Linked DNA regions of Homo sapiens: region 2 is linked to region 1. Evidence: chromatin loops called from intact Hi-C (ENCODE). Cell type or tissue: heart right ventricle. All regions are shown on one strand. Links, peaks and the distances in the headings refer to the core of each region. The heading gives the core; the rest is flanking DNA.

Region 1 (9,882 bases), core at 1,226-9,225:
CTATTTTATTGTTAGTTGTTGTTGTTAATCTCTTACTGTGCCTAATTTATGAATTAAACTTTATCAAAGCTCTCTCTATATATAGGAAAAAACGTAGTATATATAGGGTTTGATGCGCTCTGTGGTTTCAGGTGTCCACTGGGAGTCTTGGAACTTATCCCCTGCCGATAAGTGGTGACTACTGTATTGACACAATGTTGTAGAGAGTGTCTCCTTTTATTTTTCTTATCACAGTCCTGTGAGGAAGACAGGCCAAACAATGAAAAAGAGAGGTGGGGAAACTGGCTGGAGCCCCACAGAAAGTATAGGCACACCAAACTCCCGGCTCCCAGACCCTTTCCTCTAAAACATACTGCATCGCAGGATGAGTCCTGGCAAGCTGCCCCTTCCTTGGGGATAGAAAGTAATGTGCCCCTAGGGAACAAAGGTTCCACCTTAGTTTAATATTGCCATCAGCTTCTCCCTACTGGGAAGCAGGGTCTGGAAGCAGTGGCCTGGACTCTTCCCAGGACAGCAGCAGCATTGGCTCTGAATCTACACTAGCCTCTTCTGAGCAAAGAGCTCAATAATTCTGTCTACACAAATACACACACATATGCATGTGTCAGCTGATTTAATTAAGCCCCTTCTCAACTCAAATGGGGAGTTTGGACAAAGAACTGAGGGGTTACAAAATTACCAGTTTTTGACTGGTGTTGCTTTTCAATTGGTTGCTTTGGGATCTTTCTGGCTCACAGCTTCCTTCAATAGTGAATTGGAGGCAAGGAGGTTAGGATGTTAATTGGGCCACATGGTAAATTATGCAAATGCCCAAGGGAAAACAGATGCCATATAAATGGAGGTTTACAATTACTGTTGCAATGCAGTTTTTTAAAAAGCCATTTGTAGTGATGTGTGATTCTACAAAGTTATATTTTAGGACTCTATGGGTTCCAGAAACTGAGATCTTTCCCTGGCACTGCTTCACAGTCATGTTACTAGGATCCCAAGTATTTCCATTTTGGCATTATAAAACAGCAACCAGTAAGAGACCTTGTTAGTTTTGACCCTGGGGCCACAAATGAGCTGAAGGGTTGAAGGTCTCAGACCTTTTCCATTTCAGTAAAAATATGGTGGTCCCAGGTGCCTGCTAAAGATTATTTTCTTCCCCATTATTTCCAGAAGATATTTCCAAGAAACTGGTAGCATGAATAAAACACATTTCTTCTTAGAGCCTAGTGGTTTAAGAAAAGGATTTGATGAGGAACCCATACACCTACTGGTGTATTTTGAAGGTGATATTATATGCTATGAGTTATTGGTTAGTAACTCTTATTCCTGTTACTCCTGAGGGCTCTTTCCAAACTGCAGAGTTTTCTGGGTAAATTATTCATGGCAAGGGTGTTGCCTGTGGTGATGTGTGTCAGTCACACCATTACACCTTGTCTTGGGCTGGAGGCACTGCCATTTGCCTCCCTCCAACTCTTTTGTCATCACATCCATTTCTGACTAGCCTCAGCCACCGACAGTGCTGTCAGTGAGCTGCAAAGGCAAAATAGGAGGCGTTATCCATTCTCCAGTCTACAATCCACCAGGGGAGAAGCCAGCTGAAAACACAGGAGGACCTAATCAGGCCTTTGATGTTACGCAAAGCAGATTGCATTTCAAGCTCTAGAGAACAAGGAGCCACTCTAAATCTGATTAAGATTCATCTGGTACCAAATTGTGATAAGTGTTTATTTTGGACAAGCAGAGCATCAGTGTTTTCTGATTCTGCTTATTCATCCAGAAAATCTTTTGTTTTCCCCTTTCGTTGGAGAAGAAGTAGTAAGAGAAAGCCTTGGCTGGTCCTGACTTGTCTGTTGAGCAAACTTGAGAAGGAGACTGGGCTGCTTCTTGAATAACTCTGTACAGAGCCTAGGGTGCAGAGCTCCTTCTTCTGGCCCCCTGACTCAGTTTCCTAATGATCTGATCCCCTGCTGCTGTGCCTCAGTCGCCTGCCCTTACTTCCATAGCAGATGGGTACTTACCTTCTGGAGGACCGTGAGGTGGGGAACTAACTTAAAAGGGGATTGGTTCTAGTGAGAATTCAGGGACAGAGATGGCTAGCCGGGGAGAGGGTTCAGAGAAGGTTTTGTGTATGTTTTTTGTTTTGCCTGAAATAAAATCGTACATAAAGTTTTGGAGAAAAAAATAGAATAATTCCTGATTCTACCATGCTTTGTAGTTGCTATGTAACCTCTTTGATCTTTTAGTGCATCTATTTGTACATATAAACGTATGTGTTTATGTAAAACAGAATGTTTTGTTTTGAAATTTGTGGTTTCCATTTAGCATATTCTGAACATCATTCCTTGTAGATAAGCAGAGTTCTCCATCATTTTTGATGATTGCTGAATAATTTTCTTTCTGGGGACTCCTCTCCCCTCTCTTCCTCTTGTTTTTCTTTTCTCTCTTTTCCTCCTACTCCCTTCTCTCCCTTCCTTCACTGGTTGTTATACCTTTTCTTCCTGATAATCTATAGTCTTTTGCTCCAGCTCCATTTTATTGTTTTCTTTTTATTGCTCTAACATTTTGTAATATACCCTCTGACTTATGCAAATAATGTGAAATGAAAAGAAGATTGTTTTGTAGTTTGGGGTTGTGTTGATTGTATAACTCATACCAAACTTATTTGTTTCCTTTGTTTTGTTAACAGCTTTGTAATATTTTCTGTCCAGGTTCTGTGAGAATAAACATGACAATATTTTGAAAGCTTTTCATATCCCCAGAAGGAAGAAATGACAAAGAGGCAAGCCATTATAATGAATGCTTATGATCTTTATTTAGGAACATGACAGTCTCAAGCCCTCTGTCACTTCTAAGTCTTGATGATTTGTCTCATTTGCCCAGACCCCTCACCAGTCCACAAAGATGGGCAGAATGAGGCCGACAGTGCACCAGAAGACCTCCACTCTGTGGGGACCAGCAGGCTGCTCTATCACATCACTGATGGTGATAACCCACTGCTGTCGCCACGATGCTCCATCTTCAGCCAAAGCCAGAGATTCAACTTAGACCCCGAGTCAGCCCCATCTCCACCCAGCACTCAGCAGTTTATGATGTGAGAAAACTGTTTTGTTATTGTCTTCATTTCATACAGTTTTTCAAATACCACATTTATAAGCTACAATGAAGTGTGACTGAAGTAGCACAAATGTGCCTGCCTAACGCAACTGCGAGACTGGAACAATAAATGACAAAAATTAGTGTACTTGCTAGTTGGGGATGCCATTGCAGGCCTTGATACCTCAAGAGGAAATGGTCATGAGAGACAGGATAGCCCAGCGGCTCACATGTTTGAACATTTTTGGTGAAATGACCAGAATCTTAAGTAAGTATATGTACATGCACATATCAGACATATCATTCTTGATGAACTCAATATTCTTTCCATGTCCAGTGGTAGCATCAATGGATGAGTTCTGGGAACACTTGGGAGCTGTCCATCTACATTTCTTGTTAGATTCTAGAAAAGTGGTAGCTTACAATAGCTACCCTCATCCAAATAATGTGTGTGTGTGTGTGTGTGTGTGTGTGTGTGTAATCGGATGCCTGCCCCCTACACATTCCACTTGGAATTTGCATTTGGGATTGAGGAACTATGTGTTGTTTATGTTTAAGTTCCACAAATAATTTTGATGTATAATTAAGATTAAGAATCCCTTGGCTAAAAATATTCCCAGGGAATCCCTGGTTTCTCCGTCAGAACTCCTGCCATTTTTTCTTGAATATATCTAACCCTGGGTCCATGAACTATCTATCGATGGACCTGAAAGAGTTAGTGAATTATTGGCATTGCATGTAAAGTGTGTGTTATGTGAGGGGGTGTATGCAATTTCTGGAAAAGAGGCCCATCCTTTCATCATATTAAAAAAAAGTCCTGTTATGTCAAGAAAAGTTAACCACTCATCTAAATCTTCCTTGAAAATGTTGGTAGGTATGGCTTGGGCAACCTACTGAGGACAGAACCTCAACAGTACTGTCTCTTTCGAGTCTTAAATTGGCCTCCTCTAAGCTTTACAAAACACATTTCCTGGACTAATATCTTGACATTTTACACTAAAGTCCAAGACAACATCCACCCATAACAGAGTTTTGTGATAGGGAGTCTCCATTAATGAGCAGATGCTACCATGGTGGCCTCATCAAATAATGAACTTCCCTCTGGACTTCTCTGACAATCCAGGAATTTTGGTTTGTAGATCAACAGAACTGTTTACTGGAAGCCCACTGTTTTTGATACTCCTTCCTCCTTGTAATCACTGCAGGCCGCGGAGTTCTTCACGCTGCAGCTGTGGAGATGGCAAGGAGCCACAGACCATCACCCAGCTCACCAAGCACATCCAGAGCCTCAAGCGGAAAATTCGGAAATTTGAAGAAAAATTTGAACAAGAAAAGAAATACCGGGTAAGAACCCTGGGGTTTGACATAGGAGCGGATTGGTCAGAGGTGTCTGGATTCTCCTCAGCCTCTGTCCTTCCTTTCTGGGTGCCCTTCTTTGCCAGGGGACAGCTCTGTTCCCATGGGCCAACCTGGACCTATCATAGAGTCTTCATCTTCTATCTGTCTTGTTCTCACCTGCTGTCAGTTGATCTCTGCTAGGATATTTTCTAGTAATGGATTACAACTATTATTTCCAAACTTATTTGATTATTGATCTCACCTTTTTTTTTCTGAGGAACAAAATTTGGAAAGCTTTGAATTATGGTCTTCTTCTTCTTCTTCTTCTTCTTTTTCTTTTTTCTTTTTTTTTCACTTTTTCTCAATTGCATTTTGATAAGAACTTATTAAAGATCCAAGGGAGGGGTCTCCAATTGTGGAACAGAATGAGGGAGAGATGGTTTCTTTGACATTAAAGTATTTCCTTGTTGGTGAATGAGGACCTCTCAAGTGACATCTGTTCAGGCCACTCATAAGAACCAACCCTAAGCCTTCCTTTCCCCATCAGAGAGACACTAGTTTTCATGCTAGTACTGCACTGCAGCAAACATGAGCCTCCTTTCTTCTTATGTAAGAAACAATAGGGTCATAGGTAAGTGTCTTGATGGTCAGTGTTGCTTTTATTTTCTCCAGTAGTGACCATGGCATACAGAAAAAGCATATCCACAGAGAACTGGACAAAGACATTGGGTCTTCGGCAGAGAGCTCAGAATAGCTTGTTATTAGAATAAAAGAGAACAGGGAATAATCTCTCATACATCTTGAAATATTTAAAGGTTCACTAAACACTTGGTACAGAGGCAATTGGAAAGTTCTTGTGAGTATGAGAGTAAGTACTGGGGAGGGAGGTGAGAATGGATAATATTCCACTCTTCCATTCTTCCTGTCCTGCTTCCCACAGTGGCCTGAAATTCACTGAAGGAGGAGTTTTAAGGAGCAGATTTTAGCTTTGCAAAAATGGGGGAAAAATCAGTTTGGCTTTCAAGGCAACTTTAGTCAGGATGTTGAAGATTGTCTTCCCCAAAGTCAGGCAGTCACAGCTATTTATTGTCTTTTACAGAGCAGAAGGGAGCTCAACACATTATTAGTCCAGGATTTTATTTTACAGATAATGAAACTGACACCTGATGGAAATGACTTGCCTAAGATAGTTGTGTTCTATCAGGTCGCAACTTGGGTCAGTGGATTACAGATGAGTAGGTTCTGCAATAGAATAGAAGTAAAATTTTTAAGTGTCTGCTTTTTAAAAGATCCAGATATCCTGGGAGAAGTTTATTTCACCTGTTTGCTGCTGGCGTGTTACTGGATCTATGATGTCCTCGTATTGGAAAATACAGAGTAACAACCAGGGGCTCCATTCCCAGCACCTGTTAACACTTCTTATCTGGCAGTTCTTGAGTCAGACTATTTTGGATTTGAATCCAGCACGGCTACTTAAGAACTCTGTGATTTTGGACTTGTTATCTTTCTGAGTCTCAGTTTGGTCATGTGTAAAATGGAGTATTAGGTAGCGACTTCTTAAGTTTGTAAGTAGTAAATAAGGAAGTACATACATAATGCTTATTACAGTGTTTGGTACAAAGGAAGTAAATGGTCCTAGATAACACAAACTTTTTAATCTATGAGTTATATATTTAAATAGGCTACTCCATGGCAGTCTCTGCCTTGTCAGAAAATAAAGGAAAATTGTACATGTTAATTCTCCACTGGAGTTTTCTACCCACAGCCACAGATCTTGGATGCTTATTTTGGAAGAGAATTCCTCCTGGAAACATCTTCTGCCTTTGTCTAGAGTTTTCTGAAGCTAGAGCTCACATGCACATGCACACACATGTACACACACACAAACATAGACTTAAATACACATATGGAAGGACAGATCAGGGAGCAGTAGGGGAAGGAAGCTCCTTGGTCACCGCTGCTTCAGTGTCTATAGAAGTCTTTGTTATTATCAGAACCTCACAGGTCTCAGGAAACGCTTTTCCTTCCTGTCAGCATGCCAGGCTGTGCTTAGAGGTTTGACATGTCAGTGGGCTTTAACTGGTTGCTGTGTGTAAGGCTCCCCTTCCTGACAGCCTGACTGTGGAATTCATACCACCCATTGCTAATTTTTGAATCTGGGCTCCTGCTGGGCCTCTGTGCTATTTTGATACCCATGTATCACGTATATCTTTCCATCTCTGTTTACTGTAACCATTTTATATACCTACCCCAAATTCTCTACATCTCTACATCTGATTTTGCATTTGATTATTGGACTCTTGGGCTAAGAAAAGGCTGCGTCAGCCACACGTCTACCTTCAGTGGAATCAGGGAATGTTAGAATTGGAAAGAATCAGTCTTTTGTCTTATCTGACAACTGAAGATGCTGAGGCCCAGAAAGGGGAAGTGAGTTTCCCAGAATCACACAGCAAAGAATAGTTCTAGCCAGAACAGCAACTGAGGTCTTTTTATAACCCTCCCAGTAATTTTTCTAATGTGTCTTTTTGAACCATCTTTGGCAGATCACAAATCTCATACAATGGCACTTAGGAGGTCAATTTTAATTGCATTGAACAAAATCTAAACCTATGTAATTTCCGTGTGTATGACGTTTGGGGTCTTTTGAATCAGAATATTTCACTTAAGAAGTTAAAAGTCTTGAAGATCTACAGCTTGTATATGAGAACTTTCCATGTGATTTGAGAGCTGCCATCCATGTGAGTTTGATTTAACCCTTTTAACAGCTTCTTCAAGGGTAGGGAAATAAATTCATTTCAGAAACTGATTTCAGGCTTTAAATTATTTTGTCAGAAATTTAGCCTTAAATTTCTTCTAAGTTCTATGCACCGTAGTAAAAACTTATTTCTTTTGCAGTCACTGGCTTAAGGCCTTAGGATTTTGTGTGTGTGTGTGTTTGTTTTTACCATATTTCAAAAGATGGAAATAACTGTGTGGAACAGATCCAGTGAAGCATTGTTCAACAAGGTGTGTTCTCAGATCGGAGTGGAGAATTCTCTAAGGATTTTGGGAAACCAAATGTAAAACATTGACTTTCCGTGTAACCAGACTGCTACCCAAACCAAAGTACTAGACGATACAGTGCATCATTCTAGCAAACCATAGATAGGACTAGGCTAAGCTGTTTTAGAGAGCTGGGGATTGATGGCCACGTGTCACTGTCCATGGTCCTGAAACCAGGATTCCCCCCCCCCCCCGCCAAAACCCCTTCCCTATCCCTCTGCCATCCCTCAGGGAAACCAGTCTGCTATTCAAGCTCTTCTAGGAAAGAAACATTGTCAATCTTCTTTTCTATTTTAATTTTAAAATGTATGGTTTTTAAATCACTTTAGAACTGACAGAATCATGCCTTGTGTTTTACAATGAGCATACCTAAACTCATGTACACGTGATGATCCTGTCACACAGTAGTTTTTTCCTTTGAGTTTTAAAAATCTGCCATCTTCCTGTGCCTCCCTCTCACCAACAACCTGCCATTGTTACATGGATTTAGTGGATCCTTAAAGAAAAAAAATGACAGAACCCCTAGATTTGGTCATTAACAATGCACATATTTCAGGCTATTATGTTTATGATCATGTCACCTTGAGCATATTTTATACTTCCTTGTACATCCTTAATTTAAAGTAACCATTAATTTTCTTCAGCCTGCATGTAAGTTCCTATGGTAGCCTTGACTTGTTTAAGATCAGTTTTTACTGATCTGTGGGGGTAGAGGGACAGTATGTTTGACTACCACTAGTGAAGATATTAGAAATCCGTGTATCCCCCTAACAAACTGACTTCTCGGGAATATTGTCAGGTTTTAGAGATTCCGGAGTCTCCTTTCTTTAGCTTAGAGGATATAACTGATAAGAGCTAAATCTTCCAGTTTTTCAGTATTCTCCCACGGGTTATGGTCATAAGCATGTGTGTGAGCCACAAGCAAGGTAGTAACCACTGGTTTGTATCAGTGCAGTCATCTGCAGTGCTACAGAAAATGGCCTGGCAATGGGGTATATATGGGCTGTGGGTGACCTGCAAGGTGATTGACAGTTTGACTGCAGGGGCACTGGCATGGCCAGGACTATGTGAAAAATGTTAGGTGACCAGGCACATTTAGAAATAGTGCCCATAGCAAGGATTAAAGAGTAGAGGAGGTCAAGAATATTTACTGTTTCCTAGAGGTAACTTCATCAGAAGCAACTCCATCAGAAATTTCACACCCGAATTTCTCTCCCAGCTTTATATATTCCTAAACTATCTTTGTGTAGCTCATCTGTTTAAAAATTTTGTTTTTCCTTTTCTCTTTTTCTCCCCCACCCTCTCCCTCCTTCCCTCCCTTCCACCCCCATTTTTTCCTTCCCTTGGTAGCCTTCACATGGTGACAAGACTTCTAATCCTGAAGTCCTGAAATGGATGAATGATTTGGCTAAAGGTCGTAAACAGCTCAAAGGTAAATCCCAGCCAAAGATCTTTTTTCCTCACAAAGGAAGCAGTTAAACTAGTGATAATGTGCTCCAGAGCATTTTAGATTCATTTCCACCTGTGCCCTCTTGCACCTTGTTTTCTGCTTAGACTGTAACTCCCTTTTGAAATAAAGCACCCTGTATCTCTGTCATTGTTTGGCCCCATGTAATAAACCTCCTTACAAAGAAACTGAGGACCTCCAGACTCCCAAGTGGAATGATTCACTTCAATGCCAGGAACATTTCAACATGTGGAGCACTAACCTCCCTAGGTTATTGGATTGTTGGATGTTAGAAACAGAAGAGGCCTGAGAAATCATTTACTCCACACACTTCAGTGCATGGATGAGGACATTTATGCTCATAGAGAGGGGAGGGTTACATAGCTGGAAGGTGGTGGGCCAGGTGTAGAATGTGGTTCTCCTGCCGTGTGGGCTAGTGTCCTTCTTTTTCTGTCTTTCTCTGGAGATGGTGGTGAGAGTATTAACTCTAAAATCCATTTAAAATAGACTATTATAATTTACCAATAAAAAATTATTTTCTTCCTCTCTCCACACTCTAACTTTAATACTTAGAGACATGGGAGTTTTTCCAAATTTCTGCAAGGAAAGTGACTAAAAAGAACTGGAAGGGAATACTAATTCAGTGGTATTAAACTGTAATGATGTGGCAGGTTTATAAAATATGCAATGTTTAAACATCAAGACAAAGTCTAACTAGGAAACAAACATCAAACAAAGAAAATGAGCTATGTAATTGAGAAATCAATATAAATGCCTCATTCAAACAACCAGTACCCTTGCATACTCTAAAATGTAATTCCTTGATAAGTCTCAGGGGGCTTTTTTATTTTTAATTATCTAGGTTTATATAAAGCCACCTTGTAATAATTCCTGGATCTTAAAAGCTATCATAAGACAAAATAGCAAAATCTGTCATGTTGAGGCTGACACTCCCATCTACCCTTTCCCAT
Region 2 (9,882 bases), core at 794-8,793, 100 kb before region 1:
AAGGCCTGCGAGTTTGTGTATAGTAAATTTCGAAATTTAAAGACATTAAGAAATTAGATGCTAAGTAATTTCTTCAAGATTCTCATGCAGGTATCATTTCAAAAGTGGTGATTTTTCCACCAAGACAGGATTTTCTCAGAAACATTGACCTTTCCCTCTTTGCCCTGCATTTAGAGCATGCTTAATTAATGTTTGTGGCCTGAATACATTTATATTTTTACTAACCCCAAAGGAATGGATGTCAAAAGCCACGATATATATTCTTTAAGGCATTTTTTTTTCCTTCAGAAGAATGGCTTAATTTACTAAAGAGGAGCTGACTTTACTCAGCATGCTCCCCACAAAGCCCACATTGAACTTGAACTTGCTGACTCTCTGCTCCTGTTATCATGGCTTAGACTGGCTGTTTGCCTAATAAGGCAATGATTTCTGTTTAGAGCTCTTTGAGATTCTGAATAGTCCTCAGCATTTTTTTTTTTTTTATTCCAGAGCGTCCGACAGTGAATTTTTAGCATGAGAGTTATTTCCTTGGCTTTCCTGATAAAGCAAAGAACAGAACAACTGAAAATATAAGACAAAATAGAATGTATATGAGGTTTCTGGTTATTAGAGATTTTACCTAGTTACAGAGTGTGTTTATAACCTGGATACCATTGGCAACTTTTAAAAATAAACAATAAATTAAACTATTTTAGGGAATAACAAGAACAATAAATGTGAGTGGGGGGCTAGATGACACTGAGAACCCAAACCACATACACCCAAAAAACTTAATGCATACATTAACATAACTTTACTATTTAGCTGCTACACTAATATGACTTTACCATTCCACTGCCTTCATCAATCTGATTTTACTATTCCAGAGTACTCTTGCCCAGGAAGATATGTGTAAATAAGCATATTGTTTGTTTCAGGAACTTCCCATAAAACCCTTTTAACTGAACACTGAACTCTCCAACAAATAGCACCAAGCCAGTATTTATACCCCAAGACTTTTCGAATCACTTACCTCAAAATCCTCACCTTGAAAATCTTCATCTTGTTGTGTTCACAGGTCATAAATTATTTTATCTTTATCCTTACTTAATCCTAATCATGTTCCCCTTTCATTGAAAGATCCACCTTGAATCAGACTCCAAAACCACATATATATGCCAAGTTTGCCACCCTCACTTCAAGAGGGTATTAAAACTCTGGCAAGACAGTATCATCCTTTATCAGATCGTAATAAACTCAGCTTTGTCTTATCAGTTGGCTTTGATGATATTTTGGGGCAGCCAGCAGTTGGCAAAAGAATGGCTAAATGCTGATAATTGTTGAAGCTAGGTGTTAGGCATATGGGGATTTATCATATTATTCTCTAGATTTGTGTATGTTGGAAAAGTTTTTTTAAAAAACCTAAAAACTTTGATTTAAAACTTAGCTGGGCTGGAGGCCAAGGAAAGGAGCTGCTGAGTGAGTGATGAGAGCTCAGACAATGTGATAAACAGACTGGAAAATGTAGCCCTGGCATCAGCTTCCTAAGGCCCATGACATGGTCTCCTTCAATTTAAGGAATATGAACATGAAACTCCCAACCCAATTTTTGACAAAATACAGCACAACAAAGTCTCCCTGGCTGCTCATGAATGGTGCAAGGCAGACCCCAGTCTACACCACCATTCTTACGAGCACATGCTGTCAGTCAGTGGACAGTGTTCATTCCAAAGCCCGGACCATGTGAAGTGAATCCTTTTCCACAGTGTTACTTCTTATGATGGTAGGAAGAAGGTGGATAACAAATAGGTAAGACCAGGGGATTCTTACTACATGAAACAACATAGGAGCCAGGCAGTTTGGAGAATCCCAGGGTCTGATTGGAAATCCAGATATCCAGATACCTCCATTGCCTCTTTATTTTATTTTATTACATATTATTTTTATACAATGATTCCATTGAACCCCCATTGCTTTTTAACCTCCACACATAATTTGCCTATCACTTCTTTCCTCATAGTCTTTGATACCTCTCAGTTTAGTTTCTTCTTCTGAGCCTTTTCCCTAATCTCGGTAGGCTCCAAACTCTTCTGCCCCTCCACTTCTACTTACAGACCTTCAGTGATTATAATGGAAGAGAGATGCCATGTTAGTCCCTTCAGCTCCCTCCCATAAAAATAACTTGTGGATATGGAGTCACACGTAGTCAGGCACCCACAGAAACCAATTTATCCATAATGTTGCAGAAATTCAAGTCCCTCAGTGGAAAACTGAAGCAAATAGTACTGAAATAGTCCCATGTTATTTGCAAAAATAGAATACGATTTTTGATTGAATTATTGATGCTTCCTAGAAGTTCATAGGTAGAACTCACAGGCCAACATTCTGTATAATGAGCCAATGAATGTTTAGTAGTACTGTAAGGCCATCAATTGAATGGCCAGTTCTTTACCACTTTCATTGAGTCATTTATTATGTTGATGTAGTCATTATCTAGACAGAGTTTTAACTTCAAAGGTTTTTCCCCATATACATAAGCAGTTTTTCTTAGTCTCCTCTCTTTTCCTTTCTTTTCCTTTCCTTTCCTTTCCTTCCCTTCCTCCACCTCTTCCTTCCTTTTTTTCTTCCTTTTTTCCTTTTCAACATGGGCCATGTGACTTTGTTTTTATATCCCCTCACCCCTGCCACCAATAACAGAATTTTAAAGCTGGCCAAGTCATTAAAGATCCCGTTTAGCTGTCTCATATTTTAGGACACTGAGGTGCAGAGAAGTTTAGCCTCTCACCATGTAAGGTCAAGTGTGTTAATGGTACAGCTGAGGCAGCTTCTAGGCCCAGAACTCTCTGTCTTGAGTATTTCTCCTTATATTATGCTTCTTTCTAGGCTTTTACGATTTCAGCATTTTATTTATTAGATGAAAACTATCTCTAACAGGTTTTGCACATATTAAAATAATTTATATTTCTTTATAGGTTGATTCTGAATATTCTATTTTTGCCTAGGAGACTGACCATTTCTGACCAATTTTGTTGCAGTCATTTATGTCCTACTGCTTCTAGAACCTGATATTTACTATTTGATTGAAAGTCACAACATCACACATGGATTTTTAATGATTTCTTGAGGATTATTAAGACATTAGTTGGTTTCTGTACAAAGTCAAGCCCAGTGACGGCAGGCCCAGCAGTGACCTGAGTTGAATCCTGCACTGAGGACTGATGCCAAATATAGAAATGCAGCAGCCCCTACTGCTTCAGGGCCCAAGGGAATGATGCTTTCTCTATATGTGTGTAAACCACCTACAAGTGAAAAGCAGCTCACAAGGTCCATGAGAGACAGAGCCCACTCATCGTCTCAAGAAGGTGATAAGGGCAAATTTTATTTTACAGTAATATATGCTTAGTCATTAGAAATAGTTGTGGAGTTAGACATTATGCTTCTGGAAATATAAATACATCTTCTGTTTTCAGTATTAGGAAACAGTATTCCGGACCCAACCTTAGCAAAGTATGACTTTGAGTTATTTTTCCAGTATGATTGGTAGCTGGTATATTTCACTAAGTTTTGTTAACCCAAATTTGTGGACTCACTAGGGAAAGATCTGGGGGAAAGTGAGAAAGGCAGAAGACAGAAGGTAGGACAAGCCTATAAGATTTTTTTTTCTATTGCTACTGAGCAAAACAAACTTCAAGATTGCTTCATATTTAGATTTTATCCAGCTTTTATCTAGCTAACTCATACTGGCTCCTTTGGTAATATTCTCTAAGCTATGAGCTTTTAATCTTTTCTTTTTTTCTTCTCCAAGTCATACAAGACGGATGATGGCTGGGTGTGAAAGTTTTCCATCAGTACACCAGAGTTATGAGCAGTTCTCAGTGGAAGAGCTGCAACAACTCCACCCCTTAATATCCACTGAAGAATGCAGTTAGGAATGCATGTGAAGGAGAGTGATGCTCTTGTAGAGAAAAACATGGATCTGCTCTACTTTATTATTTAGCTATAGAATTATTCACCAATGCTAATATTTGACAAATGACTTGTAAGTTGTAATACACCTTTGAGCTAATCATGGCATGCCAGGGTACTGAAATAACACTGTTGAATACTGTTGCTTGAATTAGCCAAATTAAGTAGTCAGACTTAAATTCTTGGGGATACCAGAAATTTGCCTCTTTTCTTAATAACTATTTCTTTTATCCACTCATTCATCTGTACATACTTCCATACATGTACAGTCATGGGCCACATAATGATATTTTGGTCAATGTCAGACCATGTAAATAATGGTGGTTCCATAAGATTATAATGGAGCTGAAAAATTCCTATTGCCTGGTGACAGCATTTTGCAACACATTACTCATGTGTTTGTGGTGATGTTGGTGTAAACAAGCCTACTGTGTTGCTAGTCATATAAAAGTATAGCACATATGGTTATGTACAGTGCATAATACTTGATAATGATAGCAAATAACTATGTTATTGGTTTATGTATTTACTATACTTTGGATCATTATTTTAGAGCGTACTCCTTCTACTTATTAAAAAAAAGGTAACCATAAAAAAAGCTTCAGGCAATTCCTTCATGAGGCATTCCAGATGAAGAAATTGTTATCATAAGAGATGACAGCTCCATGCATGTTCTTGCACCTGAAAAATTTCCAGTAGTAGAAGATGTGGAGGTGGAAGACAGTGATATTGATGATCCAGACACAGCATAGGCCTAGGCTACTGCTTTGTCTGTGCCTTAGCTTTTAACAAAACTGTTTAAAAACAAAAAACTCCATAATTTTAAATAGAAAAAAGCTTATGGAATAACTATATAAAAAGGAAAATGTGTACAGTTGTATAATATATTTGTGTTTTAAGGTAAGTACTATTACAGTAGAGTCAAAAGGTTAAAAAATTTAAAGTTAAAAAGTTACAGTATGCTAAGGTTAGTTTTTTATGAAAGAAAGAAAACTATTTTTAATAAATTTAGTGTAGCCTAAGTGTGCAGTGTTTAGAAAGTCTACAGTAGTGTACAGGAATGTCCTAGGCATTCACATTCACTCACCATTCACTCATGACTAACTCAGAAACTTCTACCTCTGCAAGCTCCATTCATGGTTAGTGCCCTATACAGGTATGCCATTTTTAAAAGTCTTTATTCTGTATTTTGACTGTATTTTTTCTGTGTTTAGATACACAAACACTCATCACTGTGTTCCAGTTGCTTACAGTGTTTGGAACAGTTTCATGCAGCACAGGTTTGTAGCCTAGGAGAAACAGGTTACATCACATAGCCTAGTATGTAGTAGACTACATCATCTAGGTTTGTATGAAAACCCTCTATGATATTAATTCACACAATGACAAAATTGCCTAACAATGTATTTCTCAGACTATATGCCCATTGTTAAGCAATGCATGTTGGTATATATAGGTGACCACAATGTATAGATTAATTGTCCATTGAAATGAAAAGTGTAACTATGACTTTGCTATCATGACCCTTTGCTATCATGACCCTAAGGATAAGGAAACCAACGATAACAATTCCTAGATGCATCATTGTAGACTTCTGTAGCAGATTAAAAATAGTCACAAATTCTTTGACATTCTTCTCATCAGGAAGTTGGGTCTATTATTTTGCCATTGAATATGAGCTGACTTTTATCTGCTTTGGCCAGTGGAGTATGGCAGAAGTAATGTTACACCAGTTCTAGGTCAAGCCTTTAAGTAAAATGGCAGCTTCTGCCTTGGTCTCTTGTGCATCAGCTGCTATTTAAAAAGGTAGATTGCCTTAAAATCACTATGCTGTGAGAAGTTCAAGGCACATGGAGAGGCCCTGAAGGATAAGATTCCATGTGGAGAGACAGGCCCTGCAGGGAGCATTGAGTGATTGGCTCTTTCAGTGAAGAAACCCTTTTGGAAGGTGGTCCTCTGGTTGCACCTGTCCCAGATGTCACCACATGGATCAGAGATGAGGTGTCCAGCTGAACTCTCTGGGAATTCCTGACCCTCACAATCATGAACAAAATAAAATGGCTGTTAATGGTAATAAAATGGTAATTAATGACTTAAGGTCATTAATACAATATATAACAGGAATAATGTTCAGAGGTTGAGCATTTTAAAGAGATGTAGATTATCATATTGTAAGCAGACAAAGGCATTTATGTAAGGAGATTACCAGTGAAAACATAGGCACATTTACTTAGGCCAAAGCTCAAATAGAATGTGTAAAGAAAGAGGATGCTATCAAGATTTAAAAACAGAGTAATTAAATGCAATCATGGAATGAGAAAGAAAAATTTAGAAACTTCTCTTTGAAGGTACAGGAGAAATTTGGGGGATAAATTAAACTTTCTCCTTCTAAGATTAAGGAATATTTGGCTGAATGGGGCCCAGACACCTAGGATGTGTCCTGACTTACACCCACACAGGTGTGAGACTGTCTTTCAACTGCATGACTTGTTAAATTGCTATCTGTGTTAGACTAGAGCTTCAACTATTACCACTTTGCTGGGAGAAAGAGTATGATAAAGAGGATGGAAATGCCACTCCCACCTTGAGGCATTTTGTGCCTTCATGATGTCACATGTAACCCTGCAGCCTCAATTTTACTCTCATCCTAGCAGCACCTCAGATATTGGGTTTAAGCCCCTTTTTCATTGCTTCTTTTCCCACCTACCACCCCTAAAGTAAAATAATTTTAAACTTTCTAAATTTTAATATAGTGAATAATTATGTGATATTTTCTGATTGATATAAGCAAAAAAAATTATGAATTGAATAAAAGTGTATTTATTGGCTGGGCGCAGTGGCTCACGCCTGTATTTCCAGCGCTTTGGGAGGCCGAGGTGGGCAGATCACGAGGTCAGGAGATCGAAACCATCCTGGCTAACACAGTGAAACCCTGTATCTACTAAAAATACAAAAAATTAGCTGGGAGTGGTGGCGGGCACCTGTAGTCCCAGCTACTCGGGTGGCTGAGGCAGGAGAATGGCGTGAACCTGGGAGGTGGAGCTTGCAGTGAGCCGAGATCTGGCCACTGCACTCCAGCCCGGGCGACAGAGCGAGACTCCGTCTAAAAAAAAAAAAAAAAAAAAAAAAAGTGTATTTATTATATACCTGAACTTTTTGAAGGACTATTTTCATATAACATTGATTCTATGAAACTGTAAGGGCTAGCCGACATAATTTTGGCTAAAATGTGTATTCTAAAAGATCTGAAAAGTTGTATTTAATAGTATAAAATGTCAGATCAAACAATATAGAATTTCAAAGGAATATACATAAAGCTGGCACTTAGGCTCAACAAACCAATTGCTTGCCTTCTGGAAAGCACAGGTATGGCTCTGGGGTGTCGGCGGACTCTGATAATCTGGGTCTGCCTTATGACATAACTGCCCAAACCATTCACAATGATCTTGGGCCACATGGAAAAGTATAATGTTAAGAAGACGGAGACACAAATTCTGTTTTACTCTTCACTGAACAGACCACAACCTGGAGTAATATGTTCAGTGTAGGGCTGCCCTTTAAGAGGACATTATCACACTTTACCCGGGGCTACACATGATGCTGAAGGTCTTCTAAGTGATGTCATATGAGATTCTACTGAAGGAATTGGATCTCTTCGGCTGGGATATGAGGGACATTCAAGCCACAGGTGAAAGTAACAAGAGATAGGGGAAGGTTTATGTGGATTTTTTTTTTCAAGATTTGAAGGATCCAATAAAAGAGCTTCCAAAGTGTGAATTTTTGGCCTCTGAAGGTCTCAAGCAACAGTTGGAGATTGTCCTGGAAGTTTAGGTATTAAAAAAATAAGTAGGCCGGGTGTGGTGGCTCACGCCTGTAATCCTAACACTTTGGGAGGCTGAGGCGGGAGGATCACAAGTTCAGGAGATCGAGACTATCCTGGCCAACATGGTGAAACCCCATCTCTACTAAAAATACAAAAATTAGCTGAGCACGTTGGCATGTGCCTGTAATTCCAGATACTCGGTGGGCTGAGGCAGGAGAATCGCTTGAACCAGGGAGTTGGAGGTTGCAATGAGCCGAGATCTTGCCACTGGACTCCAGCCTGGCGACAGAGCAAGACTCTGTCTCAAAAATAAAAATAAAAAATAATAATTAAACTAGATAACTCCCAAGGTTCTAAAGAATCACATCAGTAGCAAGGATGTATTTGATTATCTGAAAATTAATTCAAACCAAGGTGTTGACAACCAACTGTGCTTTTCCCAAGAAAATTTTTTCTTTTAATAGGGTGTTCTAGGTTGGCAATTCCACCAACATGCCCACATTCTGCTTCCACTGCAAACATTGCTGAACAGTCAATCCCAGTACCCTTTCTGGCTGGACTGGGACCACACCTCAGAAATAGACAACATTCTGTGCAGCCAGTATCATCAATCAGGTTGGCACAACAGCAGGAGATCTATCTGTTATCCCTGCAAAGGAAAGGAAGGAATGTCTGATATAGGAGTGCATTACCTGAAGGTAAAGTGTCTTGGAAAAACCTCACTTACAATGAGTCCCTTAATCAGGAGCTAACATTTCCTAGATAATAGAAACAAAAAAAGGGGGTGAATGAAGTATTATCTTGAAAGTGAAACTAAATATTCACTCATTAATTTTATTCTGCAAATATTTATTGCATAGCTACCTTGGTAGACACTATTGTTGACCATGGGGATATACTAGTGAATGAGGCCCAAAAGTCTTTTTACTCAAAGAGCTTAACCAGGGGTGTCCAATCTTTTGGCTTCCCTGGGTCACATTGGAAGAAGAATTGTGTTGGGCCACAAATAAAATACACGAACACTAATGATAGCAAATGAGCTAAAAAAAATCACAAAAAATCTCAATGTTTTAAGAAAGTCTACCAATTTGTGTTGGGCTGGATTCAGAGCAGTCCCGGGCCCCAGGTTGCACAAGCGTGGCTTACATTTTAGTGGAGGGGGGAAAGTATACAACAAATAGACAAATAGCTATTAAATATATGGTAGGGACAGATCCTATGAAGAAGATAAAGCAGAATAGAATGATAGGAGAAACTAACTTAGGGAGTTAGTTTTCCCCAGGGGAGGACGTTTGTGCATATTACAGGTGGTGTTCCCAGGTGCAAACGTCCTAGGGCAGGATCAGGTGCACCTGTTATAATAACAGGAGAGAGGCCAGTGTTTTGGAGATAAGTTCAGTTGTCTCCAGGGCCAGAGCACATAGGGCCTGAGAGGCCATGGTAAATGGTAAAGAAATTATAGAAATATTACTATTTTATATTCTGGGTATAATTCAAATAGTGAACCAATTCTTAAAAATCATAGAGACTAAATTTTACCTATTGGAGGGGTTATACATATTTTTCTCAAAAACATTAATAGCTCAAAGTGATAATCTTCACATCACATTTGATACTCATTACATTATTATAAAAAGGGAAATTACAAAATTAATTAAGGGCTCCATAAATTTTTCCAAGGGCCACTCTTAATCCTTTGATAATTGATTAATTCCTTTTGGAATTGGCATCTCAGCATTCTTGTCAATTTTTATTCTTTGGTTGTTACTGCCAATACCTCACTTGTCACTGGTTTTTAATGTGATTCAAGCTGTTCTGCAATATCACTTCCACTGGCTTCAAGAAATCCTGACTCTTTTGTAAAAAATTGAAATTTCACTTATCAATCAATTTACATTGCATCTGCATTTTATTGTCAGATAAATCAGAGAGAGATTGCCAAAGATGGACTTGATGTACACTAGCATTAATTGGGGAGGGTTGTTTGGATGAAGACCAATATCACAAACAGTCTGTCGCTAGTACATGTTTTTGGTATCACAGCTTTGCTTCCCTGGGCACCTTTGAATCTTCAGGAGCTCAGTTACTGACCACTCAGATAATAAGGACTCTTG

The links. Peaks named below come from ENCODE experiments on the same cell type or tissue, not always from the same donor. Only the 100,000 strongest peaks of a DNase experiment are listed, where the experiment ranks them.
Region 2: it touches region 1 in a loop (2.7-fold over the local background); 2 of 110 quality-filtered maps call a loop at or near these places.

What each region holds. Positions count from the first base shown.
Region 1 is chr10:59,263,099-59,272,980 of GRCh38, reverse strand. FAM13C (family with sequence similarity 13 member C) reads left to right here. Exons shown (of 14, transcript NM_198215.4): 7 at 2,872-3,082; 8 at 4,290-4,428; 9 at 8,815-8,896. Among named protein-coding and RNA genes, the nearest start is that of PHYHIPL, 91 kb to the right of the region's middle. In heart right ventricle, for the core only: no CTCF peak of the experiment used is centred there; no DNase peak of the experiment used is centred there.
Region 2 is chr10:59,366,705-59,376,586 of GRCh38, reverse strand. No RefSeq gene overlaps it. Among named protein-coding and RNA genes, the nearest start is that of FAM13C, 9.1 kb to the right of the region's middle. In heart right ventricle, for the core only: no CTCF peak of the experiment used is centred there; no DNase peak of the experiment used is centred there; H3K27ac peaks cover 1,485 bases.